Linked DNA regions of Homo sapiens: region 1 is linked to region 2. The links are chromatin contacts, found by Hi-C or POLR2A ChIA-PET in ENCODE. All regions are on one chromosome and are shown on one strand. Each heading gives the region's core, a stretch centred on a gene start or an enhancer-like site at or near the end of the contact. The rest is flanking DNA. Distances are from core to core; before and after follow the strand shown.

The links. Hi-C counts contacts between places; a loop is a spot of excess contacts on that map. ChIA-PET counts read pairs that join two places held with the same protein, here RNA polymerase II (POLR2A). Pooled maps may share reads with other maps.
Region 1: a map of B cell shows a loop between it and region 2 (26-fold over the local background). The contact joins the promoter of ARFGAP2 here to the promoter of PSMC3 in region 2. A Hi-C loop is called at or near these places in 15 of 168 maps with a recorded cell type or tissue (B cell, CD14-positive monocyte, CD4-positive, alpha-beta T cell and 8 more), 25 of 37 single-sample maps with no recorded cell type and 24 of 50 pooled maps. POLR2A ChIA-PET finds 5 or more read pairs at or near these places in 4 of 52 experiments (AG04450, CD4-positive, alpha-beta memory T cell, K562 and 1 more).

Annotation. Positions count from the first base shown.
Region 1 is chr11:47,170,698-47,178,414 of GRCh38, forward strand. It overlaps ARFGAP2 (ARF GTPase activating protein 2), which reads right to left and starts at 6,182. Exons shown (of 16, transcript NM_032389.6): 1 at 6,085-6,182; 2 at 5,819-5,937; 3 at 5,154-5,226; 4 at 4,485-4,616; 5 at 4,318-4,401; 6 at 3,062-3,143; 7 at 2,729-2,785; 8 at 1,584-1,636; 9 at 967-1,103; 10 at 729-860. The coding sequence starts at 6,156. It overlaps PACSIN3 (protein kinase C and casein kinase substrate in neurons 3), which reads right to left. Exons shown (of 11, transcript NM_016223.5): 10 at 7,669-7,717; 11 at 6,825-7,349. The coding sequence ends at 7,234. RefSeq lists enhancers at 5,930-6,159, 6,701-7,282, 7,130-7,179, 7,260-7,309 and a silencer at 6,210-6,639.
Region 2 is chr11:47,423,036-47,430,733 of GRCh38, forward strand. It overlaps PSMC3 (proteasome 26S subunit, ATPase 3), which reads right to left and starts at 3,404. Exons shown (of 12, transcript NM_002804.5): 1 at 3,170-3,404; 2 at 2,832-2,915; 3 at 2,086-2,211; 4 at 1,572-1,676; 5 at 1,394-1,456; 6 at 1,011-1,148. The coding sequence starts at 3,244. RefSeq lists silencers at 3,031-3,242, 3,513-3,642 and an enhancer at 3,213-3,412.

The DNA.
Region 1 (7,717 bases), core at 4,932-7,431, 250 kb before region 2:
TAATCCCAGTACTTTGTGAAGCCAAGGTACTTAAACCCAGGAATTCGAGACCAGGCTGGACAACATAGCAAAACCCTGTCTCTACAAAAAGTAAAAAAATTAGCTGGGCATGGTGGCTCCCGGCTGTGGTCCCAGCTATTTGGGAGGCTGAAGTGGAAGGATCACCTGAGCCCAGGAGGCAGAGGTTGCAGTGAGCTGAGATCACACCATTACACTCCAGCCTAGGCAACAGAGCAAGAATCTGTCTCAAAAGAAAAAGAAAGAAAACCACAGCAAACCGAGTGGTTCTGAAACAGGAAGGATTCCACCCAAACTGAGGGCATTTGAAATGTGGGGGATATGTGAGGGTATTACAGGGAGCACAAATGGCATCTCTAGACAGGAATTAAGGATGATACTAAATGCACCGCAATTCTCAGGGAGGTCTGGAAAAATAAACTGTCCCATGACTCAAAGTGCCATCAAGAAAAACCACCCTAGTCTCTTGAAGATACTGAAATAACACCTGATCCTGTGTTTTGTTCACATACCTATTCAGTCATTCAACTTACTGAGCACATACCTACTATGCGCCAAGCACTGTATTAGGGACTTTAGAACAATAAGCCAAGTGATCTATTCAGACTTGGAGAAACAATAAGCCTAGCATCCCAAACTGCTAGGAAGGCCCCGCAATGGTTCCCAGAAAACAACGGCATTTCCCTGCCACACCCGGAGCTGAGCCTCACCTTCGGGATACCAAGCCCATGCCCAACCTTTCTGCCTGCTCTCGCTTCTTCCCTTCCAGATTCTGTAGCTTCTTTTCCTCTTTCTTACGATCAATCTGGAGCTCCTGGTAGGCCAGACGCATGGAGGCGACCCTTAGGGGGAACAAAGGTGTCAGTGGCCACCACCCATCCTGACCTGTCCAACATACCCACCCACCAAGCCCCGCAGAAGCCTGAGGCCCCGGCAGCAAACACTTACATGGACTCCTCCGCCTGCTTCTTGGCATCGGCTGCCTGCTGCTCACGGAGCTTCTCTGCCACCTGAGCCTGCCGCTCAATCTCACTGAAGCTCTGGCTGCTCACCTTCTGGGCCCCTAGGCCTTTCTTGGCACCCAGCTGGGAACAGAATCATGTAAGGGGCCTTCCCAATCACACTCTCCTCAGATCCCTCCCAGGTTCAGGCACTGTAGCCACACCCACAAGGAAAAGGCCCTTCTTAAAATTTAGGGTAAAAAACAGGAGCCCAACCAGCATGGCCAAGACAATAGTGCTCCGCTGGAGCTGGGCATGGGCGGCTCACACAGCCCCAGCAGAGCCCGGGCCTGAGGACGGCAGTTAATGCTGACAGGGCCAAGTATGTGCCAAGCACTCCGCCAAGCACTAGATGTGCTCCATCTCACCGACTCCTCCCAGCAGCCCTTGAAGACAGGCTTTAAATCCCTTTAAATCTTTAAATCCCTTTCACAGGCGAGGTTCGGAGAAACACAGTACCTTTGCCAAAGTCATATAGCTGGTAAGTGGTAAGGTCAAGGAGTGAACCCAGGTAGCCTGCACCCAGCTCCTAACCCCTCTACCATACCACCTCTCCCCACCTACCCCTTTCTTAGCTGCTGCTGGCTTCTTCTTGCCAATGATGGAGCTTTTCAGTTCTGCGTGAGAAACGGGTAGGCATGAGCTAAGACAAAGGCAGCTCAGAGGCAGTAGCTCAGTATACACCATGCAGCTTCATGGCAAGAGCTCCTAAGAACAGCTTCAGGCAAGGGAAGGCAAAGCTGCCACCACCAGCTCCAACCAGCGGTGTCAAAGCCAAAGACAGACGTGGCTGGGGTATTTACTGGCACCCAGCAGAGTGAGACAGGAACCTAGACCTGAAGCACCAGAGACGTCCGAAGCACCAGAGACGTCCAAATTCCCTGAACCAAAACAAAGACTGCGAGGCAGGGAGCATATGGTGAGCACCAGGCTCCGCTTCTAAAGCAGGAAGCTGAGAACAGGGGCTGGGCTCCCCAAGCAGCTGTCAGTTACCTCTGGCAGGAAGGGCCCCTTTAGCTGACAGATACACGGACTCTGGAGGAGAAACAGACTTGTGGCTAACAAGAGGCCCACCCCAGAGCCTCCACAGAGCTCCCAAGCCCAGCGGTCTCTATGAAGCCCTGCTTCAGACCAAGCTATGCCAGCCTTCTCATGGATCAGTCTGACAGTCACTCTGCTGGGTTCCAGCCCCAACCCCCAAGAGTCAACAGAACAAACCGAGGTCAGCAAATGGACTGTTCGCCCTGAACCAAGTCTGAAAGACACTAAGGAAAATGTAGGAAAGAGTTAAAGGACAGGCTGGGGTACTGGCTGAGAAAGAACAATGTCACCTCCAGCCTTCGGCAGCTCAGAGCTGTCCCTCCACCCCCGGAAATGCACCAGACAAGCCAGCCCTGCCTCAGAGCCCAGGGATAGGTGTCCAGTCTCATGCTGGCCTCCCCAACACTTTGGCTAGACCCAGCCCCACACTCAGAGGCAGACCCCAGGCCTTATACACCAGCCCACCCAGATTCATCAATTCAAAGGGCTTGGCTCTAAAATCAGTGTTGCATCCACTATTTCAATCACAGTCCCCACTCCAGAGAATCAGATAGATGCTCAGTCTCCTGTGGCCTCTGTCCACACGGCCAGGCAGTAGGACCTCTGAAAAGAACATTTGAGGTCCACCCTCTCCCAGACACCCCACGCCTGCCCGCTGGCATACTGACCCAGTGAGGCTTTGGGTGAGGTGCCAAGCAGGTCTGTGTTGGGGCCATGCTCCGGCTCTGTGGATGCAATGGTAGGAGTTAGAGATGAGCTCCTAGCTTCCTGCAACCTCCCCTTGAAAGAAGTGATGGGACAAGAATCGGTGGCTTTCCTCAGCTTGCCACCAAAAGATAAAAGGAATATCTACCACTTCCTCCAAGGATTAAAATGAATCCCGGCCCACCCAAAGATACAGGAGGACCCCTGCTCCTATTGTCATGGCCAGATGTCCCCTTCCAAACCCTGAGTCCTCTCCTAGGACCAGGGCACCTGGTTGGAATCTGGGCTGAACTCACGTGCCAGGCCACTGCTCTCTGTAGACGGGGCTGGCTGCTGGGTCCCTGAAGGCTCAGTGGCTGGCGCATCCCAGGCAGGGGGCTGAAAAGGAGGCCAGATCACAGATGCCTCGGTGAGCCACTCCTGCTGGCAAGAAGCACCAAGACCTACAAGCACCTTGTGGACAAGAAATCATACTCCAAACCCATGAGGAAAGGGACTGGAGGGTAGCAAACAAGATCACAGTTGCTATTCACTGTGGAAGAAAGCAGGAAGACAAGCAGCCCCCACCCCAACCCCTTCACTATTTACTTAGAGCCAGAGCCCATTCTCCTAACTTAAAGACAGTTAACTACCACCACCTAGGCAGGCACAGATCTAAAGGCTCCTCATATATGAATATATTTAATTATCACTACAACCCCTATGAAGGAGCTACATCGCCATTTTAGAAACTGAGGTTTTGACAGGTTGAGTGACTTGGCCACCATCACAGGAATGCGGAGTAGAGAACAGGAATTGAAGCCAAGAGTCTAACTTCAGCACCCAGGGCCAGTAAAGAGGAAACCCTCCTCAAAGGGGTGGGGCGGGGAGGAGAGAATCCTTTCACTGTCCCCAAGCACAGTGCCTTTTTTTTTTTTTTTTTTTTTTTTTTTTTTTTTTTTTTTGAGACGGAGTCTCGCTCTGTCGCCCAGGCCGGACTGCGGACTGCAGTGGCGCAATCTCGGCTCACTGCAAGCTCCGCTTCCCGGGTTCACGCCATTCTCCTGCCTCAGCCTCCCAAGTAGCTGGGACTACAGGCGCCCGCCACCGCGCCCGGCTAATTTTTTGTATTTTTAGTAGAGACGGGGTTTCACCTTGTTAGCCAGGATGGTCTCGATCTCCTGACCTCATGATCCACCCGCCTCGGCCTCCCAAAGTGCTGGGATTACAGGCGTGAGCCACTGCGCCCGGCCCACAGTGCCTTTCTTATAGGGGAAGAATCCAGGAAAATTTGTTTGGGGCACCGGACACCTCTTGAAACTTCAAGAAGCTGCCTCTCTTCCCCGCCAGCCCAATTTATAGGAGTCGATTTCTAAGGAGGGCTACACTGCACCTCCATTTATGGAGGAGGAAACACCTAGGCCTACCCAGCAGGAACAGTGGACTTCATACGTGGTGTCCAAGACATCACATCAAAGCAAATGGAATCTACAACCATGATCACAGAAGGCCTGGGCCTTGGTAAATTGCCTGTCAAGAACAACTGGGAAAACGGTTCCTTGTGGGCACTCACTTGAGTGTGTTCTGTGAAGAAATCAGAGTCCTTCTTCTCTGGGGAGTGATTAGGAACGGCACTACTCATGTTGTCTATCCAAAGCTAGAAAGGAGAAGACACCCCTAAAACACAGGGCTCTGAATACTCCTAACCCTCCTGCCCCAGCCCCAAGAACAGGCACTTACATCAGTGCCATGCCTAGCCAGGGCCGCACTCCCCAGCTGCCGGATCTTCTCCCGGTACATCTGGGCAGCTCGGCTATTATATTTGGTGTTGGCATCATTGGCTGTGCATCCATGTTGGCGAAAAAAAGCCGTCTGGAGAGCAAAGAAGAGAGCAGCGCGTGCTACGGGTGATTCTCAAGAAGGAAACGTGTTGGCTGTAGGAGACATCTCCTTATGACAGCGAAGTTATTATCTATACAGGATGATACACGCTACTGACACCGGTTTTTCAGAGATAAAGTTTCTCGAAATTCCTGCAAAAAACACCTTGCAGCGGGCCATCCTCTGATATGACTGAAGTCCAGGCCCCACTGAACGCTGCCTGAGCACAACATCCCATACCCAGCCTCCCCATCCTTCATCCAGGGCAGGCCCACAAGACCCAATGACTGTGAAGGCTCCCAACTCCTGTGGCTTTTCCCCAAGAACACCTGCCCAGTTTAATTGGAATCTGAAACCCATTTAAGAGAAGCTGTGACCAGTTTCGAAGTTTTCAGAAAATAGCTTATGGTGGTGTTATAGAACAGAGAACCCTCTGAACAGGGAAAACGACAGGGCCTCTTAGGGAGTCGTGCAAAGTTAGTAACCAGGCAGAAGAATGGAAGGTGAGGGAAGTAGAAGGAGCTTTACCGCATTGGCATTCCCGCCGACCTGCATACACCTCAGCTGGAACCAGTTCCAGTTGGAATCCAACTCTGTGGACCTGTGTACAAGGGCTGCGTCTCACCCACTAGCAGATACCAGCAGGATTTCCCTGGCAACCCGGATACCTGTCACTTGGCCTCAGGCTGCTGTAGGCACCCAGGAAACATTAATCAGCCATCACCCCATTTCCTCCACACTACCCTGTCCATGAAAACTCTCCTCTTCGTTCATTTACTCCAAAGAGTACTAATTATGTCCCCAGATCCGAAAGGAGGTCACATTCTCAGGCACGCACGCCTGGATTTGGCTTTCCCCTAATGGATGGTCACAGTCTCACTAGAGACATACTGGTCTAACAACATATCAGCAACAACAAGGTCAATGCCTCCCTTTCCCCTCAACTAACGCTCAGAGTCTCAAGCCTGACCGTCAAAAAAGAGGAAGTTTTGGCCCAGAGGCGGAGACGGACCGCCCATGTGCCAAAGGGCCCACACAGGTGGTTCCCTCTGGCAGGAGGCTACCGGACCCTCTCGGCCCAGAGGCTTCCCACCGAATTCAGAGCGGCCCAAGTCGAGGCAGCCACTCTCCCTTGTTGCCCAGACACCCCTGGCCGGCCGGGTGGAAACACGGCAACCGCGCGGAGAGCCTACCTGATGAAGCTCAGATGGACGCCCAGGGAGCGGTGCACCCCGGAACAGTCAATGCACAAGAAAACACCGTACGTGATGCTGGCCCAACTCGGATTCTTGGCGCCGCAGTCGAAACAGGCCTGGGTGGAGGCGGCGATGAGCGAATCGTCAGGGGCCCCGAGTAAAGGCCAGGCACCGACACCCCAGAAACATAACCCACCTCCGCCCTTCTCCCTCCCTCAGGCCCCAGCGGGACGAGAGACTCCGCGCGCCCCCTGCTCACGCACCTTGTTGGTTGGAACTGCGCGAAGCCTCTTAAAAAGAGTCTGGATTTCGGTCTTGTTCGGCTCCGCCGCCATTTTCTCTCCTTCCCAGACACAACCGCGGCTGACGGGTCCCGCCGCGGGCCAATCCACGGCGGGGAGGGCGGGCTCACCAGGCCGGCCTCAGCGGTGCCTGGGCCAGCCGAGGGGTGGGGTGATTGGAGTCCGATCTGGACCAATGGGCAGCCGGCGGGACGGGGGCGGCGACGACAACCGCGGCCGCAAGAATCAACGCCGCGCCGGGCCAATCCGCAGCCGGGGCGGGGCGACGGCGCGCGGACCGGCCCAAACCTCCTCGCGCGCGTAGTACCCTTCCCCCCGCCCCTCCCACGCCGCAACCCCCAGGTGGAGTCGCCCCCACGCCGCGCAGGCTGCGGGAGGCTGGGGGCGGGGACCCCCACTCCAGCTAATTACAGATCGATGAATAAGGATTAGGCTGCCCAAACACTCCTCGTCCCTCCGGCCCGAACGGGCAGACGCATTGGCCCGCGTCTCGCCCAGCCTTCAGCCGTTCTCGGTTAACAGCAAGCCTGACAGCGAGTCCCCTCCACTCCAGATTAGTATCTCGAAGTTCCAGAGCAGGTACCAAGCAGGCAAACCCTTTTCCAACCCCGGCCCCATAACAGACGCTAGGCCTCTCTCTAGATGCCCTCTGGTGGCCTGGCAAGGGTGTCCTATCAAAAAAATGCACATGAGCCCGACAGTGGTGTTTTTGTTTTTGTGTGTGGGTGTGTGTCAAGTTTTAATACACGCTAGAACAAGCCACAAGAGGGTGCTGCTAGGCCAGAACTACACTCACCCCAAGCCCACCCCAGGAACCCCAAAGCAGAGGTCAGGAACTGAGTCCACAGCTCCTGGGGAGGCCCAGGCACCCCTGAACGCTTCTGTCACCTCTGACCTCCCATCTTGCCCTCAGCCTAGACTCGTCCCTTCCCTACCAGTCCCTTCCCTAGACAAAGGCCCCTCCCCTCCCTGGGTCCCAGGACTTCCTCCCTCAAGGGACAGAGGAGCAGCCAGAGAGCGACGGTTCAGGGCCCTGAGGGTCCGGCTCTCCAGGAGAAGCTGGGCTCTGAACCAGGGTGGGTAAACGTTGCAGAAGGGCTGTCAGGACACTCAGGCGCCCACACACTCCACGTAGTTGGCAGGGTACAGGCCAATGCGGCCACTCTGCAACTGGCCTTGGCACCAGCCCTGCTCGTCCTCCTCACTCATCTTCAGCAGCTCCTCCCCTGGGGGAAAGGGGATTGGTCACTGCCAGTGGCCCTGGCCCAGGCCCTGTTCCTGCAACTGGGTCAAGGACTGAGGGGGATGGTGTGGTCCCAGAGCCCAGCTAGCAAAGACATGGCTCAGGCAGAGGCAGGTCAAGGTCAGCAAGCTGCCCCACCCCAGACCCTGAATGCAGCCACCAGGCACCAGCTATCTGGACCTGGAACAGCTGAAGGGACAGAGGACTGGCCCTTAAGAAGTGGGTATTTGGCTTCCCTTTCTGACACCCCTGCTCAGGCAGATAAGGCAGAGGCTGAAGCTAGGAAAGGGGTCCCAGGGTACCTGCTCGGAAGCTCAGCTCATCAGCTTCCTGGCCAGCGTAGTCATAGAG
Region 2 (7,698 bases), core at 2,154-4,653:
CATGGCTCCAACCCCAATCTGCATCCCTCCTACTCTAACTCAGGGACACGCCCATTTCTTTCCCCATATCAAGAGGACACAAGGCTGGGCGCGGTGGCTCACGCCTGTAATCCTAGCACTTTGGGAGGCTGAGGCGGGCGGATCACAAGGTCAGGAGATCGAGACCATCCTGGCTAACACGGTGAAACTCCGTCTCTACTAAAAATACAAAAACATTAGCCGGGCGGGGTGGTCGGGTGCCTGTAGTCCCAGCTACTCAGGAGGCTGAGGCAGGAGAATGGCATGAACCCGGGACGCGGAGCTCGTAGTGAGCCAAGATCACGCCACTGCACACCAGCCAGCCTGAGCGGCAGAGCAAGACTCCGTCACAAAAAAAAAAAAAAGAGGACACAGAACACTCATCCCCACCCAGGCTGGCTATGGACTCTCCAGGAACGGGAGTATATGGCAGAAAAGACACCGGGCCAGGGGCTGGGAGCAGTGGCTCATGCCTGTAATCCCAGCACTTTGGGAGGCCAAGGCACGCGGATCACCTGAGGTTGGGAGTTCGAGACCAGCCTGACCAACATGGAGAAACCCCGTCTCTACTAAAAATACTCCGCTAAAATTAGCCAGGCTTGGTGTCGCATGCCTGTAATCCCAGCTACTCGAGAGGCTGAGGCAGAATTGCTTGAACCCGGGAGGCAGAGGTTGCGGTGAGCCGAGATCGTGCCATTGCACTCCAGCATGGGCAGTAAAAGCAAAACTCCATCTCGGAAAAAAAAAAAAAAAGGACACTGGGCCAAGAACCAGGAGCCTGGGCTCCAGTCCTGGCTCTGGTCTCTCTGTGATCCTGGGCAAGGCATTTAAACTCTCTGGGCTTCAGTCTCCTCACCTGTCACATGGCACCCCTCCCTTCCTCCCTAGGTTGCTATGAGGATGAAAGACACATTAGGGAGATGAGCTGCATCAATGGCGTGGAGAAACTAAAAGGCTGACAAGGCTGCTGGCAGCTGCCGTGCCTCCCTCACCTCCTGGATCTGCTTGTCCAAACCCCCAATGTCACTGTATTGCTCCGTGGGCCTCTCGTCTACCTCCATGGCCTTCACCCGCGAGTCATACTCTGTGGGCAGCGTCTCCAGGATCAGATAGGAGTCTTTGTTCACACCCTAAGGACACAGCACAGGGCCTTCAGATTTGGCCCAGCTCAAGGGCTACCCAACTGACTGGGTGACAGGTGTCTGCAGAGGGAAAGACACAGGACTGGGCAATACAAGAATCAAACAGCAAGTAGACAGAATCCCAGACTCTCGGAGCTGTTCTGCCAAGATTCAGAGCCAACAGTGACCTGGGGCGGGTACAGGGGCTCAGCTAGTCACCAGAAAAGCACTGCCTGGGCTCAGGCCCCACTCACCACCAGGTCTCCTGGCTTTAGCTTTTCAGCATCCACCAACCCAATCACAGGAAGGAAGTACGTCTGTGGACAAGTTACAGGGGCAGTCTCAGTTAGTGTCCTCAGGGAAGGCTCCCTAGTCCTGTCCCACATCCGCTCCTCACCCTCCTCCAGTCTCTCATTGCTGAGCCACGCTCACCTGTCGTGTAGAGGTTTTGATCACAGCACACTTGCCCTTCCTCTGGGAGTCCAGGTCAATATTGGCACCATCCTCCTCTTGGTCATTAGGATCAACATCCAGGAGCTGGGAAGGAAAAAATACTCAGCTCCTTGAACTCCCCAAGGCCCAGTGCTTCCTAAGACAGTTCCTAATACCTGCAGGGCTGGCCATCCTTACCTCCCTCCTCCAATAGCCCTGAGCCCACCAAACGTGGGTGCCCCTGCTAAGCCCAGGGATTGATCTCTGTGTAGGTGCTGCTCCTCTGCACAGGGCTCATCTACCCCGGAGGAGACATAACCAACAGAAAAGGAGACACGTGAGACCTCCCAGGACTTTGCAGGCCCCGTCTTCCCCATGAAAGTGCCCCAGGAGGTGTAGCTCTGACATGCAGTTTGGCCTCAATACCTCCACCCACTCTTTCCCTAGTGGCCCCACCCCAGGCTGTCCCCATTCCCTGCTGACTCCCTCTCTTCCCCTCCACATACACACACACCTCGATGACGTTGGAGACAAGGTACGGCAGGGTCTTGTTCACTTTGATTTTCTCACTGTTCTCTTTTATCTTGTCCTTCATGGCTTGGAGCTCATGGGTGACTCTCAACACTTCACTCTTCATGATCTGAGATCAGGAGGGGAGGAGAAGCAAATATAAACCCTGGCACAGCTTATGCTAGAGCCCTGTAACTAGTGAGGTCCAGGGTGCCCAGGGGACCCTCCCGCATCCATTCATCCAGCTCTGAGGCTCTCTGAAGGCAGAGTCTGACTGTGTCCACATCCTGCAGAAGTCAAAAGAGGAGGCCAGTTTGGAAACCTCCTGGTGAAATAGTGGTAGTATTGGAATAAAAGCAGGCCTCCGAGAGAGGCAAACATAGGTTTTAGGTTCTGCCTCATAGTAAGAACTGGGTGCTTTATCGCAGTACAAACCTCTCTGGGCCTGTCTCCTCATCTGTAAAATAGGCATTTTACTAAAAGAAGGATTCTTGAGAGGATTATTCCCAGTTCTCACTGGGAAAGGCAATCTGATAACTTCTCATCTCAGCCCAGGCCTCCCACCACCCCCTACCTGTCTTCTTGTCCCTTTTAAGGCTTAGTTTTCTTTCCTCTCTTCCTGATATGAGGGGGAAGCCCGAGCCCCATGTCTCCCCCAGGGTGCCCGATTAGGAAGTACGAGAGGCGACTCGGATCGCCGGGGCCTGTCCTGTGGGGGCTCCATCGCCCGCACAGGAGCTGTGCGCCCACCTTGATCTCACTGTCCAGCAGCCGTGTGCGCTGGATGATCTCCTCCGTGGACATCTTGAGCACCTCCTCCCCAATTCCATCTTGCTGTAAAAAATTATTTGTTTATTTATATATTTACTTTTACTCAGGACAAGCATCCCTCGTTCTCCGAACCCACTCACAGCCTCAGTTTCCACGCCCATAAAACCAGGATGGAGTCAGGACCCCTGCCCACATCCCAAACAACCCCGTCCCCGGGATCGGGCCAGACCTTGACCCCCAGCCACCTCCTTCCCTCTTGTCAATGGCGTCTCCCTGCGGGCCCCGGTTCCCGGACCGCCAGCTCGCCCGGTGCCCACCTCGGCCTCATCCCACACGGTCGCCATCTTCTCCTGCCGAGTCACTGGACTCTCAATATTCGGCAGCAGATTCATTTCCTGGAGGAGCGGGCAGAAGATGGGACCAGGCGGGAGCCGCAACGGGAGATTAATACCGTCTTTCTTAAAGCCTTCTCTTGACCAGTGGAAAACCTCTCCCCACAAATCCCGACTCTTGACCCGACCAGCTCCGGCCGTGCTGCGGAGCAGCGAATCTGCCTCTCCGATTCCAAAGACCAACCCCTGGCCACAGGCCCCGCCCCCGCGGACCCCGAAACGTTCCCGCCCGCGTCCTATTTTTGCCGGGCGCGAGAGGTGGGGCCGCTATTGGCCGACACGCGCGTTGGGGGCGGGGCCTATGTGTAAAACCGGAAAGGGAGGGAGAAGGGTGGGATCCGCGAGGGCCTTTGGGAAATGTAGTCTTTAATCTGGCCCGTGACAGATGCTTGCGGAGGGGCGCGTTCAAACTCAGACCGTGACCCCGCTAGGAATAAGGGGATTTACACAATGACACTGCCTCCCAATTAATAAACGACATAGGCCAGCCGTGTGCAAAGGGCCAAAAAGGCATGCCACCTCAGTCCGCATTTTTACAATTATTTAAGTACAAGCTGGCCACCCGGAGTTACGGGAGGGAATCATTAACCAGCTTTAAAGAGAAATCGCTGCTGCTCCTAACGTCAGAGCAGGCTTCACGGAATTGTCCACGTGGGAAGAACTCAATTGACCATCAGCCTCTACGATTAAAAACATTATGACTCGGGCCGGGCGCGGTGGCTCACGCCTGTAATCCCAGCACTTTGGGAGGCCGAGGCGGGCGGATCACGAGGTCAGGAGATCGAGACCATCCTGGCTAACACGGTGAAACCCCGTCTCTACTAAATATACAAAAAATTAGCCGGGCGTGGTGGTGGGCGCCCGTAGTCCCAGCTACTCCGGGCTGAGCCAGGAGAATGGCATGAACCTCGGAGGCGGAGCTTGCAGTGAGCCGTGATCGCGCCACTGCACTCCAGCCTGGGCGACAGAGCGAGACTCCGTCTCAAAAAAAATTATGTCTCGTATCTGCAATTGTTTGTTTTCTCTGACCATGGTTAGTAATCTCAGTGAGCAGAGCGGGTCTCCGGATCATGGGAGACTCATTCGTTGTACCCTTGTCGGCTATTTTAAATGATCTCTCCTTATCCTTTGAGGTGAGCCCTGGAGCCCCTTTAAAGGGAACTTCATGTAAGCAACATAGCTTATATTTCAAGTCAAACCATCACAAACACTCTGTTAACCTGATGAAAATCTGTGCAATCGTTGCCTTTTTTTTGTTTGCTTGTTTGTTTTTTGTTTTTTGAGACGGAGTCTCGCTCTGTCGCCCAGGCTGGAATGCAGTGGCGCGGTCTCTCCCTACCGCAACCTCCGCCTCCCGGGTTCAATGGATTCTCCTGCCTCAGCCTCTCAAGTAGCTGGGATTACAGGCACCCACCACCACGCCCAACTAATTTTTGTATTTTTAGTAGAGACAAGGTTTCACCATGTTGACCAGGCTGGTCTCAAACTCCTGGGCGTAAGTGATCTTCCTGCCTCAGCCTCCTAAAGTGTTGGTACTATAGGCATGAACCACTACACCTAGCCTTTGCAGTAGTTTTTTTTGGAACACGGTTGAAAGCAGAATTTTTTTCTTTAAATAACAACATGTACAGCTGCTCACTCAGGCTGACAAAGCGTCTCCTCAAGTAACAGTGCTTTATTCCATTCTCTCAACAAGCCTGCCTTGTGGACAGACTGAATTACCATTCTCAAATTTAAATAAGCATAGGGAGGCTCAGAGAGGTTAAGTGCCTTGCTGGAGGTTATTCAGTGAGTCACTGGCAGCACTAGGACTGCTGACCCCAAATTCTCACTTTGAGTTGCCCGATAGGAGCCAAGAAGCCCAGAGGGGAAAGACTGTCCAATCTGTGCTGGTCCCACTATGCCTGGGTCAGTTGGGTCCCATTCTGGGGCCTACTTTTGGAGATCCTGACAAATACGAATATGTTTAGAAAGCCTCCAGCCTGGGCCTAGGAGGGATGCAGACATTCTCCCCTTAACCAACTTTTAGGTAGGCTCTTCTGAGCCATCTTTTTTTTTTTTTTTTTTTTTTTGAGACGGAGTTTCGCTCTGTCGCCCAGGCTGGAGTGCAGTGGCGGGATCTCGGCTCACTGCAAGCTCCGCCTCCCGGGTTCACGCCATTCTCCTGCCTCAGCCTCCCAAGTAGCTGGGACTACAGGCGCCCGCCACTACGCCCGGCTAATTTTTTGTATTTTTAGTAGAGACGGGGTTTCACCGTTTTAGCCGGGATGGCCTCGATCTCCTGACCTCGTGATCCGCCCGCCTCGGCCTCCCAAAGTGCTGGGACTACAGGCATGAGCCACCGCGCCCGGCCTGAGCCATCTTTTTTTGACTAGGCCTTGTGGGCTGTTCCTTCATCCCTGTCATCAACCTGTCTAACCCTGTTTTCACAAAAATCCTGCTAGTCAGTTTAACGGAATCCCCCCACCCCTGATACCTCATCCCTCTAGATATATGATCCAGGTCCTCATTTATCCTTCACCTTTGAAGTATAAGCCCTTGGCCTGCTTTTTTTTTTTTTTTTTTTTTTTTTGAGACGAAGTCTTGCTCTGTCGCCCAGGCTTGAGTTCAGTGGTGCGATCTTGGCTCACTGCAACCTCCGCCTCCTGTGTTCAAGCAATTCTCCTGTCTCAGCCTCCTGAGTAGCTGGGATTACAGACACCCACCACCAAGCCCAGCTAATTTTTGTATTTTAGTAGAGACGGGGTGTCACCATGTTGGCCAGGATGGTCTCGACCGCCTCATGATCCTCTCGCCTCCACCTCCCAAAGTGCTGGGATTAGAGGCGTGAGCCACTGCACCCGGCCCTGAACATCTCCTTCTTTAATCCTGGCTAGAATGACAGGGATTGATTATCTTGGGAGCCCAGGAGTAGGAATGTCTTGGGGAGATGGGAGAAAAAGGAGAATAGTTTATGAAGGTTCACTCTGCTCAAAAAGGTCAAGGAAGTACCAGGAGGTCAGTCCCAGCAAGGAGCTGGGAACCTGGAGCAGAGCATGTCTTCAGGGAGAAAGAGGTTGGCTGAATTAGGGACCTCTGGTCCATCTGGGCCTCTAGAGAGAAGAGGTCTAGGCCAGGCCTAGAACAGATGTTTCTGTCTTGGCATCAAGCTAGGGTGAGAGCCACCAGGCCAAAACCCTGGAGTCATTCTTTGTTTTTGTTTGTTTGTTTTGAGACAGAGTCTCAGTCTGTCACCCAGGCTGGAGTGCAGTGGTGATTCTCCCACCTCAGCCTCCTGAGTAGCTGGGACTACAGATGCACACCACCACACCCAGCTAATTTTTGTGTTTTTGGTTTTTTTTTTCTGAGACAGAGTTTCACTCTTGTTGTCCAGGCTGGAGTGCAGTGGCACGATCTGGGCTCACTGCAACCTCCACCTCCTGGGTTCAAGCAATTCTCCTGCCTCAGCCTCCCGAGTAGCTGGGATTACAGGCATGCACCACCATGCCTGGCTAATTTTGTATTTTTAGTAGAGGTGGGGTTTCTCCATGTTGGTCAGGCTGGTCTTGAACTCCTAACCTCAGGTGATCCACCCGTCTTGGCCTCCCAAAGTGCTGGGATTACTTTACCTTAAACAAATATCCAGAATTCAGAAATAGTAAGATCTGAATCAAAACAATCAAGCGGAGGGTGTGGAGCTTGGTGGGGCTTTTGGGGGTAAACAAGATTGTCCATGTGCTGAAATGCATAGTTAAGGCTGAGATGGAAATCATTGGTTTCTCTCCTTTTGTATCTATTTGAAAATTTCCAAAACGAAAGATATAACTCCTCCTAACCCCCTTGAATAGGACCATTTCTCACTCCCTCCATTGCCTATCACCCTGGTTCAAGCCACCATCATCTCAGACCTAGCTTATTATTATTATTTGGCATTGCTGTTGCATTTGAGATGGAGTCTTGCTCTGTTGCCCAGGCTGGAGTGTGGTGGTACTATCTTGGCTCACTGCAACCTCTGCCTCCGAGGTTCAAGCAATTCTCTTCCCTCAGCCTCCCAAGTAGCTGAGATTACAGGTGTACACCACCATGCCTGGCTAATTTTTATATTTTTAGTAGAGATGGGGTTTCACCATGTTGGCCAGGCTGGTCTCGAACTCCTGACCTCAAGCGGTCTGCCCGCCTCCATCTCCCAAAGTGCTGGGATTATAGGCATGAGCCACCGCTACCCCTAGATTATTATGGGGACCTTTCCACTGGTCTCCTGGATTCTACCCTAACCCTCCTGTGATGATTAATTTTGACTGGGCCATGGGATGCCCAGGTGTTTGGTTCAACATTATTCTGGGTCTTTTTGTCAGGCTGTTTTTAGACAAGATTGACATTTAAATCAGGAGACTGAGGAAAGCAGGTTGCCCTCTCTAATGTGGGCGGGCCTCATCCTGTCAGTTGCAGGCGTTGAACAGAAAGGCTGACTCCGA